2 separate regions of the Homo sapiens genome follow, and region 2 is linked to region 1. A link is an interaction called in ENCODE POLR2A ChIA-PET data of the cell type or tissue named here. Cell type or tissue: GM12878. All regions are shown on one strand.

Region 1 (8,000 bases):
TCTGCCTCTCCCTTCTTAGAGAGCATTTGGGAGAGGTTATTGTAAAGGCAAGGGCACCATCGGAGTGCAGGTCTCTTACCAGAACTTTCCAAACCAATCTACAATGTAGGGCAGAGGAGAGGGAAAGTAAATCCCCTGTAGAATTGGTTGGGGCAAAGCCTAAAGCTGCCAGTCAAAAAGCTGAAATTTATTTGACTTCCTACGTTCTTAAACTTTGAAATTCGCGTGAAATTTTCATTCTAGTTTTTAAAATGTCTTGTTCTTAATGTAAAACTCCTCTTTTATCTACTTAACAGTTCAATTATTTGGCGCTTCCTACCATGTACATTTTCAATTTAAAGTGAGGCTACGCCAACCCCTGGCAAGGCTTGTGCCCCACATGATACCAACCAGCCAAGTACCTGCTTCCAGAAGCAATCTGTGGACAGAGCTTGCAAAGGTCCATGAGATCACTGTTGCAAACCGGGGAGAGGTCAAGGCAAGAGGAAGTATCTTGGGTAGATTGTAGCAACTTTCCCCTCCCACAAATCCTCTGTCTGGAAAGTCCAGGCAGTGAGTGATGACAGAAGCCAGGCACAGACCACATTCCTGCCACAGGTAAGGTCTGTATGGGTGAATTTCCAGACTGCACAGGTGGCCCTTGTAGGATGGCTGAGAGGCCAAGTGACTTGCTGCAGGCCGTCGTTCAGTGCCAGAGATGGCATCTCACTTCCATTATGCTTCACAAACTCTGGCAGGCTGCAGTTTCAGTTAGATGTAAAAGGAAAATTACTGACATTATTTTGAATGTTTTTCCTGTGTTGCCCCCACCCACCTAGGCTATTTTTTGGTGAAATCTGAATTCTCCTTTTGTTAAGGCTCCCTGGACTATAAGCTCAGGGAAGCCAGAGACTTTGCCTATCCTGTTTCTTGCAGAATCCCTAGTACCTAGAACCATGTTTGGCACATAGTATGTGCTTCATAAATATTTTTTGAATGATGGACTTTGAATATATTGAATTAAGGATACTTTGAAGGCTATCCTAGAATAAGAGAGAAGAAAGTACTTTGAGGGCAACTATAGTCTAAAACAAGTTCAGACAACAGGGATGGAAAGGAACAAATGAAGACAGGGCCCTGGACACCCAGGAGTGGATCTCAGAAGGCATCCAAGGAATGAAATGCTGGAGGAGGCAGTGGTGGGGACCTAAGTGTGGCCAACTGCAAGAGGCATTGCTCTAGTTCTCAGGAGCCCCGAGTGAGACCACAGCTCATCTCTACCTGTGCCAGAACCTCCGTGGGTCTGGGTCCAGGGTCTGAGCCGCATGATGCTCTTATGGACCCTGGAGAAAACTGTGCTCCATCCCCTTAGTGCCTCACCCAAGTCCTTACCAGGAAGACTGAATCTGATGACGAGATTTTCCTCAGTCCCTGTTCAACAATCTCTTCCTGTTTAATCACCCAGCAAAGTTTCAGGACACCTGTCAACTCAAAGTGGGGTGGTTTCCACATCCTGAAGGAGAGGCTGTGGGGAATCCCCTGAATTATTCCTGGTGGGAGGAGAAGTAGGAGGTGGTGCCAAACTTCACAAACTTGAGATAGCTAAGCTGGCACAGTGGTGGTGGAAGAGACCCTTGTTAGACTGTTCAAGGCCTTCTCTGCTAAGCATTTGGGGAGAGCCCAGTAAGTGGCTGAGTGGGGCCAGGCATCCCAGCCTCCCTGCTACCTGGCTGTCTGGCAGTCCTTTACTTCTCGTGCTCTCTTCTCATCAACAACAACCTGGCATTTGTCTTTCCAGACTCAAGAATTTTTGAATTATTGGGTTCTACTCCACCTGCTCCCTTAGGTACCCTGCCTCTCAAATTGGTATTTCCAAGGGAGGGAAAAGTTAAGCCAAAGGTTTCCCAGCTGCTTATCTCAGCTGAAATGATCTCAGTAGTGTGCACAGCGGTTGGGCACAAGGGCTCTGGAGTCAGCTCGCCTGTGTTCCACTCCTTGTTATGTCTTTACTAAACTGTCTAATCCTGGATAATGCATGTAATATTGGTAGACTCTAGAATTCTCCATAAAAGGAGGTTAATGATAAACCCCTGGTATCATTCTGAGGATTAAAATAGATAATGTACGTAAGGCATATAACACTGGGCTTGCCACAGAGCAAGTGTTCAATAAATGTCAACGATCATTGTTTTTGCCTCCCCTTTTTATGCTTCCTTTTTACCTTTGCCTACATTGCTAAGTGCTTTCACCTTGTTTCATGGTGAGTGTGTTTGTGGAGAGTGAAGATAGGAATGATAGGGCACAGAGGCATTTTTTTGTCTTATTTTTCAACTCACCTGATACATAAAAAAAATTGATGCTACTTATTGAGGACTGGGCATCACACATACTATGGTGTTTTTAAAGCATGTCCACAAATTTTCGGCACTATTTCAAATAAAAGGAGCGGTCTAATTCTGCTCTCCTAGAATACAGTCTGGTGGTAGTGATTTGCTTCTAATAAATAGAAGGCAATGGAAGTGATGTCACTGTGTGACTTTCCAGCCAGGCCAGAAAAGAGGATATGGTTTCACCTGTTTCTCTCTCAAGTGAGATACATGCCTTTGGAGCCCTGAGCTACCTCATAAGAAATCTGGAGACCTTGAAGGGACCATGCAGAAGGACCATGTGGTGGGTCCCAAAGGGATAGAGGGAGGTGCCTGGGGAGCCACAGCTGCTCCAGCCCCTGCTCCAGCTATTTGTCTTCCCAGCATGGGAACAAGACCTGTGAATGAAGAAGCCTTGAAATTGACCCCAGCTCTAGCCACTGACCAGTCTGCCTCAATCACCTGGGAGACCCCGATTCAGACTAGCTCAGCTCAGCTGCTCTCAAATTCCTGGCCTACAAAACCCACAAGAGCTAATAAACAGCATTGCTCTTGCAAGGCACTAAGTTTTGGGCTGATTTGTTATGTATTGCTAGATAACAAATAAACGCATGATATCAACTAATAACTCTGTGTGGCAGGTATTGTTATCTTAGTTTCACAAATGAAGAAACTAAGGTTTAGAGAACTTGAGAAGCATACATACAATACCGCTAGGGAGACACAGAGCTGGGACACAAACTTGTGTCCACGAGACTCCAGAGCTTGTCAAGGATCCTCTGCACCAGGAGGCTGCCTCACTGGATGCTGGAGGAGGTTGAAACAAATAGGTAAAATTGTGTTTTTCTGTATCTGCCCTACTAGCCTCTCATGATTCTAAGATTAAACACACGATCACATTGTGTTTGGAAGATCACCACCTGTTCAAAACACTCTAGGCTCATAGTTAACTGGCAGAACCAGCCCCTGAAGTGAATTTACTAAAAGGCTCTGTGTCCTGCGTCTCCTTAGGAACAGTGCTGGGTTTCAAAGTAGGCATCAGGGCAGGGCTGCTAGTTAAAGGGGGTGGTCAGCAGGCCCAGAGGGCCCAGGTTGCCCTGGGGAAGCCTGGAGAAGGCTGTGAAGTTCCAAGCTTAAGGCAGGCAAGGGAAGGCCATATGGTGTGTGGTGAAAAATGGCGGAGGAAAACAGAACAAACAAGGCTGAGGAGTGGGAGCACAGCTGAGAAGGAAGTGAGAAGAGCACGATGTAACGGAAGCTCTGGAGAGCAATGAGAGAAATCTTCACAGACTGGATGGCTGAATGCTCCCCAGAGACACAGAAGGGCTCTGCTGCTGCTGCCAAGGGGAAGCAATTGGTTTGATATTAGACCCAAGGGGATTTACATGCCAAGGTCCACTTTAGAATTTCTATCCTAACCTCTGAACCCATGTACTTCTAAAACGTATATGTAAATGTTTCTGAGAAGACAGGGTCCATTCATTCAGGTTAATGTCTATCAAGCATCTATTATGTGCTGGGTGACCAGTGACAATGGGACATATAGAATATAAATTAAACACATTTTCTGCCCAAGAGGAACAGGGTCTGGAGGGAAATGATAATTTTTGGACACCTATTGTGTGCCAGGTCCTATCTGGGGTGATTTACTTAAATTTTCTCATTTAATCTTGACACCTATTCTACAAAATAGGCATTACCTTTATAAGAAGCTGAGCTTAGAGAAATTAAATAACATGCTTAAAGTTATATACAGCAAGCAAGTGTGTGTGTTTTAACCCAGGTTAATCTAATTCTAAAACCCATAATTGTTCCGCTGTCAACCCTGCCTCTCAGGCTTATGGGTTCGCATTTCTGGGTGCAGATTTCATGGAACTGTGTACAGAGGGCTTTAAGTCAGCAGAGAGGAAGTGGTTAGTCCTGCCTTGAAGAAGGTGCAGGAGGGGACGTGGTTTCACAGAAGTTATTAGATCAGGGCAGTGTAGGGAGAGGAGGAGTTTAGTAGTTAGAGAAGGACACTGTAGACAGAGGGAGTTGCAAGTCAGAGGGAACAGTGTGCCAGGCATGGAATGGAGGAAGACATAGTTGGAAAGACAGGCCAGGGCTAGACTGTGAGAAACTGTTTCTTTTCAAAGGAATATGGGCAAAGGGAAGCACTGAGGTTTTTAAGCAGGAAAGTGACTTGATCAGATGTGCCTTTTAGAAAGGTCATCCTGATAGCTCTTGGCAGTATTGTTAGGAGCAGAAAGAGCCTGGCCATTTTCACTTAGATGTTGCACTGACCTCTGAATCTCAAAAATCTCACAGTGAAATGCATGATCTGTCTTCTTCCTGCTTGCAAACTCTTATCTACTCCTGGGTACCCAACTTGGTAAGCACCTCACCATCCACCCAACTGACCAGGCCAGGGGCCTTGGCTTGTACAGAGGTGGGTGTGCACAGATGCTGACAAAGCTTAAGCATCAGGGCCCCTCACTCACATGAGCACTCTCCAGGCCCTGCACTGAATTTTGTGTTTGCAGCTTTGTAGTCAAGAGCTGTGCTAATCTCTTAGTTGTGCCATTTTTTCTCTTAAACTCTTTCTAATTTGGCTTTCAGCCACTATCTGCCACCTGGATCCCTGTAGTGGGTTTTGCTTAGGTTAGCCTGCTTCTCTACTTGCCACTGGAAATTTTATTCTCAAAGTAATTCTTCTAAAACATAAGTCAGGTCATGTTATTCCTCTGCTTAAAACCCTGTCATAGTTTTCACTGAGAGTAAAAGTCAAAGCCCTTACATTGCGCACTAGGGCCGTGCATCTCCTGACTGCTGTTTCCTTTTTGAGTTTTTGCCCACCACTCTTCCTTACACTTTGTGCTGCTCTAGCCACACTGGCCTGGAGCCACTCCTCAACACTCAGGCCCGCTCCCATTGTAGGGTCTTGGCTTTAACCTTTCCCTCTTTCAGGAGGCCCCTCCCACAGATATTTTCTCACCTCCCACAAGTCTGTGCTCAAGTCTTGCCTTCTTAATGAGACCTATTCTGACTACTATTCTTTTTTCTTTCCAACTTGTATTTTAGGTTCAGGGGGTACATGTGCATGTTTGTTACGTGGGTAAATTGTACGTCACAGGGGTTTTGTGTACAGATAATTTTGTCAACCAGGCAATCAGCATAGTACCTGATAGGTAGTTTTTCAATCCTCTCCCTCCTCCTACCCTCCACCCACAAGTAGGCCCCAGGGTCTATTGTTTCCTTCTTTGTGTCCATATGTACTCAATGTTTAGCTCCCATTTATAAATGAGAACATGTGGTATTTGGTTTTCTGTTCTTGTGTTAATTTGCTTAGGGTAATGGCCTCTAGCTGCATCCATGTTGCTGCCAAGGATATGATTTCATTCTTTTTTTGTGGCTATATAGTATTCCATGGTGTATATGTACCACATTTTTTTTTTATCCAGTCCATCATTGATGGGCACCTAGATTGATTCCATTTCTTTGCTATTGTGAATAGTGCTGCAGTTAACATACATGTGCTTGTCTGACCACTATTTTTAACACTGCAACCTGCCCCTTCCCCTCTCCCCTGCAGCCCTGGTTTACCATATTTTCAGAGATAGAAATCATACACTTTTATGTAACCTATGTATTAGCTAATGCTCTGTATCTATATATATTGACTTCCCAATTATTGATAACAATATTGACTCTTCAGAGAATTTTAAAGCTCAGAAATCCTTTTCATATCTATTCTCTCATAGGAATTATTGCCTTCCTGTTATACATAATAAAACTAAGCTCAGAGTTAAGTGAATTGTCTATTAATAACTACCAAATTTTGGCACCTACTCTGTGCCAGACACTATAAATATATCATGGCCAATGCTTACAATAGACCCATGAAGTGGATATTGTTTTCTGTGTCTTGCAGTTGAGAAAGCTCAGTGTTTGACACTTATGTGATGGTCTAAGTTCCCATTGCCTGTCACATCCAGGACTGCTTGATTCCAGAGCCTGTTCTTTTTCCATTGTTGTTCCTGTTCATTTCATTTCTTCATGCTGCCTCCCAGATGTGGGCTCAGCAAGGGGAGATACCTTGACTTAGATTTCTTCTTATGCATTTTTGAGCTAGTTTTTAAAATTTTCCATTTTAAATTTTTATTGATGCCTAATAGATGAACATGGTTTCAGGGTACATGTGATAATTTAATACATTCATGGAATTTGTAAAGATCAAATCAGTGTACTTGGAATATCTATCACCTTATCTGTTTGCCTTTTCTTTATGCTAGAATGATTCAAATTCTTCTCTTCTTGCTATTTTCAAATACACAACAGCTTATTGCAAACTATAGTCACCCACTGATTTATTTAACACTAGGTCTTATTTCTTCTATCAAACTGTATATATTTATACCTACTACTCAACTTCTTTTCATCCTCTCTCCCCCGCTCCACTCTTTCCTGCCTCTGCAGCTACCAATCTACTATCTTCACGAGATCCAGTTTTTAGCTTACACATGTGACTGAGAACACATGATTTTTCGTCTTTCTGTGCTTCGCTTATTTCACTTAATATGATGACCTCCATATCCATCCATGTTGCTGCAACAACATGACAGGATATTTTTTTATGGCTGAATAACATTCCATTGCTTACATATGCCACATTTTATTTATCCATTCATCCATTGGTGGGCACTTACATTGATTCCATATTTTGACTATTGTGAATAGTGTTGCAATAAACATGAGAGTGCAGGGGTTGTTCTGATATATTGATTTCCTTTCTTTTGGATATATACTGAGAAGTGAAATTGCTGGATCACATGGTAATTCTATTTTCGGTTTTTTGAGGAACCTCCATACTTCTTCATAGTGGCTGTACTAATTTACGTTTCCACCAACAGCGTAGGAAGGTTCCCCTTTCTCTGCATCCTCACCAGCATGTGTTATTGCCTGTCTTTTGATAAAAGCCATTTTTGCTGGGGTGAGATGACGTCTCATTGTTGTTTTGATCTGCATTTCTCTGAAGATTAGTGATGTTGATCCTTTTTTCATATACCTGTTGGCCATTTGTATGTCTTCTTTTGAGAAATGTCTATTCAGATTTTTGCCCGTTTTAAAATTGGACTCTTTTTTTTTTTTTGCTGTTGAGTTGTTTGAGCTCCTTATATATTCTGATTATTAAACTTTTGTCAGATGGGTAGTTTGTAAATGTTTTCACCCATTCTGTGAGTTGTCTCTTCACTTTGCTAATTGTTTCCTTTGCTGTGCAGAAGCATTTTAGCTTGATGTAATCCCATTTGTCAATTTTTGCTTTGGTTGCTTGAGCTTTTGAGGTCTTCCACAAAAAGTCTTTGCCCAGACCAATGTCCTGGAATGTTTTCCCAATGTTTTCTTCTAGTAGTTTTATAATTTCAGGTCGTGGATTTAAGTCTAATATATTTTTATTTGATATTTGTTTAAGGTGAGAGATAGGGGGTCTAGTTTCATTTTTCTGCATACAGTTATCTAGTTTTCCCAGAAACATTTATTGAAGAGACTGTCTTTTCCTCATAGTGTGTTCTTGACACTTTTGCTGAAATGGAGTTGGCTGTAAATGTGTAGATTTATGTCTGGGTTCTCTATTCTGTTCCACTGGCCTGTCTGTTTTTATGCCAGTACCACCCTGAT
Region 2 (8,000 bases), 71 kb before region 1:
CTCTTTTCTTTATCCGAAGCCTGATGGCCTGAGAACTTCTCCTGGAAATTACCACAGATCAGCCCCCGGGTCTGTTCTGTTCTGGATAGTCTTAATTAGGACAGTTTTTGATGAGGTCTTCTCCAAAGATTAGAAAAATTCCTCTTCTCAAGTTATTTCTCTAAAGCAACTAGATACTCACAAGAGAAAGATGAAAGACCTTTGAAAGGATGTCCAAATCCTTTAAATCATTTACTTTAGGATTATCAGACTGTTAAGAAGAGATAGAAAGCAATGGGATTGGATTTGGTAATTATTACAGACAGTTCCCAACTTACAATGTTTGCCTTATGATTTTTCAGCTTCACAGTGGGTTTAGCAGGGTTAGTAAATGCATTTTTGACTCACAGTATTTTCGACTTACAATGGGTTACTAGAACATAACCCCATCCTAAATCGAAGAGCATCTGCATTTTGAGGCCACACCCAAATTCTCCAACCATGACATTCTCCAAGGGCTGCACAAATCCCACCTTGCTGACTGGAGTTCTCATGAGTCATATTTCACACTAGACCAGACGCTTTCTCCCATCATGCCCCTCTTTCTACTGCCCACTTCTTAAAGTTGTTAGTTATGACTCTGGACAAGGATGAGCTCTGTTTGCACTGGTAACTCCCAGAGGGCCAAAGACAGCAGAACACCCAATCGCTGGCACGCAATTTCAAGTTATATTCCAGGAAACAAATCTAACCTTTTCCCTCTCCAGTCTTCTAAACTTGAATTTACATTAACCACCCTGAGCTCTAGAGACAGCTTTGTTCTGATAGGATCATTTGCCTTAAGCTATATATCATTAATTAACAAAGCCACTTGAAGAGGCAGAAATCATAATCTGGGTATGTAAAATTTTAATATTTGGTTTTCAATGAGTATTTCAACTTTACATAAGATTTAGATTTAGAAAAAACTTCTGGCTTCCCACTTGCTTTTCAAAGACACATTTACCTGCCTTTGGTCCCCATCTCTTGAGAAATAAGGAAGATCCTCCATGTTTAGCTTTAGTAAGTGTTGATAGCACAAGGGGGAAAAGGCTTGAGGGAAAGGATTTTGTTTCTTTAGGTTTATAATGTAGCAAGTTCATCATTTCTCAATCTACATGTGAGTTTAAAGTATTTAAACTAGAATGTAGCCATTTCAACCTTGTAAGTTATTCAAATGCACAGCTGCTTGCACCTGTCATTTAATACATCTGATAAATCACTAGATCAAATCTCTAAATAGGAATCATTTCCCATGGAAACCTCCAGGAAGGTACCCATATGACTGAGAAGGGCACAGGAAGCAAAGAAATGCTTTTAAATGTAGCCATGCACAAATCATGTGTCTCCTATACATTCCGAGTTGAAAAGTAATTTCCAATTTTAAAAAAAATACACAGAGGTATGAATTCATACATACTCACACGTATATGTACACATAAACACACACATATGTATGCATACGCACATATATGAGATAGAAATTTCTCCTTTAAGTGCCACTCTGTAGGACCTAAGATATTTCTGGATTTTGTTTGTTTATTTTTGTTTTACATCTGTGAGTTGGTATCAACTTACCTAGCAAAGTAAGGGGAGAGGCACAGAAAAAAGGCGCCTTTGCACTTTCTGGAAACTAGCCACCTTTGACTCACCTTCTGCCTCCAGCTCCCAGACTCAGGCTCTGAGATTAGCAAGGAATAAATCTCCCTGCCTGCAGGCAGGGTCACATTCACACCCTCCGACACTCAGAATCTGCTCCCTTTACAAAGTCTTAGAAAACTGAATCCCCGGACTGTCTCTACAGCCAATCTGGATGTTTACCAACACTCAGGGTAAAGAAATCATTCCTCCTGTCTAAGCTAAATGCCGTGAACTCTGATTTAGGCTCTTCTCTGATCCGTCCTCTTCTTCCTGTGGCTGTATATTCACTTTCAGGCAAGCAGGGAGTTATTTAGTTCAGTTGACCTATCTTTAAAAATGCATATTCCATAGGGGCAAATCCTTGGTATTTTGTATAGCTCATAATTGTGCTTATTCTCAATACAATAAAGGAAAGGTGCCACTTTTATAAAAGAATAACATAAACAAATAGATAAATCCTAGTATTTTACATTAATTATGCTCAAGGCCAAACTGAAGAGCAAGTACATATAGTATATTTGACTTATCTAGATATAAAACATAACATTTGTTAAGTAATATCCTGAAACAAGACACTGCATTCTACATGACATTTGATAAGATCTACTCATGCATGTATGTGGGAAAAAGCTGGATGATACATCCCTGTTCCCTTCATCTCCCCAGCTTCTCACTAGTCTTGACTGCATCCGACAGACCAGCTGGTCATCAGATTACTAGCATGAGAGCACTGACCAACAGTTAAGAGCAACCAGTCCAATAACCCCATCAGATTTTATGGTAGAAGTGGACCTGTCAGGCTACTGCTCTTTCCACCCCACTTTCTATGACCCTTGGGTGAATGCAGCAAAAAATCCTTAAATGAAGCTTCACAAATCCAGCTTTTTTTTTTCCCCCACCATCACTCCCACAGATTTGTTACCTGGTCCTTCCTACTTATCAGGTCTCTGTTCTGCTTATTCATCATACAATGGGCATACAATGTAAGATCTGTTTTTCTGTGGCTCCAAGAACATTTTAAAGTAAATCATTAGGTTTCCTGTGTACCCAAGAGATGACTTACTAGTTGTACCCTTGTCTTTAGAAATAAAGAAATCACCACCTGGGTAGTTGAGTTGTTGAAGCCAAACAGAGTTCCCCCCACAAACCCTTTACCAAGTCATAAGGCTGTGCAGTAGCTTTTGGAAATCTAATTGCCACCAATGCTAACTCATCCACAAATTCTGGGACCAGGTAGACAGGATCCATTTGAGGGTGGGAAGGGAGGAGGAGAGGGAAAGTGAGAGACAGCTGGGTGTATACAGATACATCGCGTCAGCTGAGAGATTACAAAGCAGTGTATTCTAACTGGAAACACCTTACTGGCACTTTGCACTAACAACCCCTCCAAAGTATAAGGAAGCCAAATGTTTCTAATTTCCCCTTATTTCTCCTTTGAAGTGTGAGTGAGAGATAGTAATACAAGTATGAGGTAGTTTGCGGGGGGTGGAAAAATTAGGTATTCTGAGACTGACATAATGACTTCTCAGGAATTTTACTTAATCAAGCTGAGATAGAATGATAATGACTCGAACCCTAATGGGTTTTTTGTTTGTTTTGTTTTTGGTTTTTTTTTTTTTAGATGGAGTCTTGCTCTAGTTGCCCAGGCTGGAGTGCAGTGGCACGATCTTGGCTCACTGCAACGTCTGCCTTCCGGGTTCAAGTGATTCTCCTGCCTCAGCCTCCCAAGTAACTGGGATTAGAGGTGCCTGCCATCACGCCTAGCTAAGTTTTGTATTTTTAGTAGAGATGGGGTTTCACCATGTTGGCCAGGCTGGTCTCAAAATCCTGACCTCGGGTGATCTGCCTGCCTCGGCCTCCCAAAGTGCTGGGAATACAGGTATGAGCCACTGCGCCAGGCCCCTAATGAGTTTTAAGATTAGATATTTCCTCTTTACAATCAAGATGAAACTGAAACTGCTGGTGGTGCCAGTGTGGTCAGCTGGTCTGCATCCACCCCACTTCTCCTGCCCGATTCTGATTACCAACAAGCCAAGAATATGACCCTTTGAAAATGTGTCTGCTAGCACTGAGCCGTCTATACTTCAGAGCTAAACAAACAGCCACCCACAACCTTAAAAGAGAGAACAGCAGCATACATTCATACCTGCCTACCAGGAAGCAAGCCAGCTGGGAATCTCCCGGACCCACCGATTGACACACAGTGACCTTCATTTCACTCCACTGTTGCTAAGTGAGCCTGAGGTGGGGGAAGGGCAATGGCGGATGTGAAGAAGAGACTTTTCCATTACACCACTGGGCAGGCAGCAAGGCAAGCAGGGTCAAATCAGGGCCAGGGCTTGGTAGCCTGAGTGTGTGTGTATATCCATGAGCATGCGTGTGTGTGCACGCTTGCATGTCCGTGGGCATGCACGTGGGTGTGCGTGCCTGTGCCTGCTCAGCCCTCTCCAGCATAGCTAATTGCTGCGTCTCTCCCCAGATCCAACTGCATCAACAGATGAGAAGCGATGCTGCAGAGCAGCACTGCAGGACTGCCTAAGGGGGTCTCCTCTGGAGAAAAGCTTGGCAGGCGCTAACCCAACAAGCATGGGTTTGTTAAAGGGAGAGACTGCACAACAAATACAATGCCATTTAAATTCACTTTAAAATTTTTAAAAACATGTTTCCCAAATGTCTCTTAAACATTTCCATGGAAAGCTAAGGTTTTATTGACTCCATGAAAATCTAAGTGTGCAAAGCATCCCTGTCATATCTGGAAATTTAGTGTCCAAAAAGAAGAAACTGCTGCTTCTAGTAGAAAGATAGGGCTATAAAAACCCTGGACCAGGTGCGGTGGCTCACGCCTGTAATCCCAGCACTTTGGGAGGCTGAGGCGGGTGGATCACCAGAGGTCAGGAGTTTGACACCAACCTGACCAATATGGTGAAACCCCATCTCTACTAAAAATACAAAAATTAGCTGGGCATGGTGGCGCGCACCTGTAGCCCCAGCTACTCGGGAGGCTGAGGCAGGAGAATCGCTTGAACCCAGGGGGCAGAGGTTGCAGTGAGCCAAGATCATGCCACTGCACTCCAGCCTGGGCGACAGAAGAAGACTCCCTCTTGAAAAAAAAAAAAAAGAAAAAAAGAAAAAAACAGAAGTTGCTCTCAACAGTTACCCTACACTTAATACCATTGGTTTTGCCACCATAAAGTACTATTTGCTTTATATATGTTTATCATCTCATTTAGTTCTCACAGAGCATATGATTCCCCACCCCCCTTTTTTTTCTTTTTTTTTTTTTTGAGATGGAGTCTTCGCTCTGTCACCCAGGCTGGAGTGCAATGGCACAATTTCGGCTCACTGCAAGCTCCGCCTCCCGGGTTCACGCCATTCTCCTGCCTCAGCCTTCCGAGTAGCTGGGACTACAGGTGCCCGCCACTACGACAGGCTAATTTTTTGTATTTTTTAGTAGAGACGGAGTTTCACTGTGTTAGCCAGAATGGTCTCGATCTCCTGACCTCATGATCCGCCTGCCTCGGAAGTGCTGGGATTACAGACGTGAGTCACCACTCCTGGCCCCACCCCTTTTTTTTTAACAGGAGACTTAAAAAAATTTTTTGTGTGTGTGTGGATATGGGGTCTTGCTATGTTGCCCAGGCTGGTCTTGAACCCCTGCCTTCAAAGGATCCTCCTGCCTCAGTCTCTCAAAGTGCTGGGATTACAGGCATGAGCTACCACACCGGCTGCAACACGACTTTGTAAGGAATATCATGTGCATTAAACGGCCACCATTGTTCAGGGCCAAGAAGCTGTACACATTCACCATTTTTTCTTACATTTCACTTCCATTCTGTAGTTTAGTCTCTCCTCTCAGATTTCATGTTTGGCCTCTCAGTTTATCCAATATTATCGCCATACAGGCCCAAATACACTCACTGCACAATTGCCACTGCTTGATATGGCCACATTCACACGTTATTGAGAAGAGATCCAACTACAAGGTATTCCGGTGTACAAAGGGCAGTCAATACCCAGTCAGGCTGGATTTGCATTCATGCCTCAAATTCAGCTGATAATATTATTAGTAAGTCTTTATATCTTTAAATCATATGCAAACTTTCACACCCACTAGGTGTATCTAACTCAAATTTACAATTTTCCCTCTTTAACTAAACATGAAAATGGAGGCTTTAAAGATACTAATGTGAAGCCAAAAAATTGTCAGGGTATTCTTAAACACACTGTTTGTCTGCATACTTAAGGAGTTATTTCCTATGCAAAATACAAACTTCTAACACGTACTCTGAAAAATGCCAAGGAGGGTCCTTGGCATTGAAAAATGCCAAGGAGGGTCCTCAGGCAACACAGGGCCATAAGGGGTGGCCCAAGAGCTGCACTTTGTGGCAGCCGGCACTCTGCTGGCCTGGCCTGATCAAGGTTCGGCACTCTGCTGGCCTGGCCTGATCAAGGTTACTGTCATTTTCATATGAATGTCATGTCCCTTGGTAAAGGCCCCCGAAAAACCCCACAGGGTAAGGCAGGTGAAGAGGAGGGGCCTGGCCTAGACTCTCCTGAAAGGTGATGGGGGAAGGGATGAGGAAAAGAAGAGACAGAAATTACCAGGCCAAAGAACAAGGAAGATGGAGGACTGAGGACTTTTCCTGTGACTCAGACCACAGGACAGGAATGCATTTTTCCAAGATGAGCCACCAGCATTCCTTTGGAGAAGTCAGGGTTTGTCAGGTCAGTCCAACTGCTGTGAGCACACTAAATATAGGTACTAAGAACATGTCTTTTAGGAAGGGGATGGAAGGAAGGGAAGGGAGGCACCGTGAGAGGGTGTTGGAAAGGACTGAGCACTTCAGCCAGTTGATTTACAGGCAAGGTCATTTCCAAGTCCTTACTTACAAGGTTGGGCCCTTTGGCTATTTCTTTTCCAAAGTTAAATTTTCCTTTCTGCAAAGGGCACAAAGAGAATTTTTAGTTTCATTAAAGGCTGACTCCTCAAAGTTTATATAGTCAAGGACCATTTTTTTTTTTAATCTAGGAAATTTCCTGAAGAAAATATTTGACTTTGTAGTCGTATTTGGCTTTGAGTATAAGAATTATAAAACAGCAGCAGGCCAGGCATGGTAGCTCATGCTCACACCTCCCAGCACTTTGGGAGGCCGAAGTGGGTGGATCACCTGAGGCCAGGAGTTCGAGACCAGCCTGGCCAACATGGTGAAACCTTGTCTCTACTAAAAATACAAAAATTAGCCAGGCATGGTGGTGCATGCCTATAATCCCAGCTATTTGGGAGGCTGAGACAGGAGAATCGCTTGAACCTGAGAGGCGGAGACTGCAGTGAGCTGAGATTGCGCCACTGCACTCCAGCCTAGGTGACAGAGCAAAACTCTGTCTCAAAAAAAAAAAAGAATTATAAAATCACATCATGATGGAAGAATAACTTTTAAATGGCATAACAAAGAACAAAAACAAAATATCCGCACCAATTAAAATTACAACTAATGGTACCACAAAGTTCTAGCAGAAGAGGACATGAAAAGACACAATGCTTCCCTATCACCATACCCAACGTAAAACATGTTTCAGCTTCTCTGCATACTCCAGAATTCTTGCTTCAACCTTTCCACAGACCCACCTCTTGTGGAAAACAGTTGCTGGAAACTGGATTATTAAGCAGGTTTAAGTTATGTTATTTACTTACGTGATTTTTTTTTTCCACTTCCCCAATCCCTCAGCTCTAAATTTATCTGGAAATATTTTGAGTTTTTCTTACAGTGGAGAACTATTTGACTTAGGGCTACACAACAATGCTTGCCACCTCCGTATTTTGAAGATCTTCCTCTGTGAATCCTTCCCACATTCAAGGAGGTACGCAGGAAAAGCCTGTGGCAGGCAGTAGCCCTTGATCTAGGCTGCTCAGGGCCACGTAGATCATCTGAAGATTGTCACCTAAATACAGCTGTTACTAAACCTTTGCCAAGGGAAAGCAGAGAAGGGACAAGTCATTGCCATCCCTCAGCAGCAGCTTCAAGGTCATTCGTAAGTGAGAGCCCGGAAGTTATGCAACACTTTCTCTCTAGGTCCTCCAGACAATGATTTTTACAACAGCCAGATGGTAAATTCACGTTTGTGGCTATTCCACTGCCTTGTCCTATCAGCATCAGGCATGATGGCCATGGGCCTTTCACGACTGGTGTGGACACACATAGCTCTACACTGATGGCACCCAAGTCACAGCAGGGACTCGTGTGGCAGTTTGCATTTCTTATGATAATCTTTTTGTTCACCCAAGTTTTTAAGAGCTAAAAGAGACAGTTAATTAAACTACAAAGTGGGACCAGAAAGCTGGC

Evidence for each region. ChIA-PET counts read pairs that join two places held together with the same protein. Peaks named below come from ENCODE experiments on the same cell type or tissue, not always from the same donor. Only the 100,000 strongest peaks of a DNase experiment are listed, where the experiment ranks them.
Region 2: POLR2A ChIA-PET joins it to region 1 with 5 read pairs; 5 of 35 experiments call an interaction of 5 or more read pairs at or near these places.

The regions. Positions count from the first base shown.
Region 1 is chr1:169,040,806-169,048,805 of GRCh38, reverse strand. The region is part of intron 3 of LINC00970 (long intergenic non-protein coding RNA 970); the gene reads left to right. Among named protein-coding and RNA genes, the nearest start is that of LINC00970, 42 kb to the left of the region's middle. RefSeq lists enhancers at 3,506-3,635, 4,188-4,447. In GM12878, no CTCF peak of the experiment used is centred here; DNase peaks (open chromatin) are centred at 3,635 and 4,275; H3K27ac peaks cover 2,150 bases.
Region 2 is chr1:169,112,129-169,120,128 of GRCh38, reverse strand. All of the region lies in intron 2 of ATP1B1 (ATPase Na+/K+ transporting subunit beta 1), which reads right to left. Among named protein-coding and RNA genes, the nearest start is that of ATP1B1, 9.4 kb to the right of the region's middle. RefSeq lists enhancers at 3,537-3,726, 3,333-3,952, 5,556-6,198, 6,204-6,498, 5,951-7,150 and a silencer at 6,204-6,498. In GM12878, no CTCF peak of the experiment used is centred here; a DNase peak (open chromatin) is centred at 3,858; H3K27ac peaks cover 211 bases.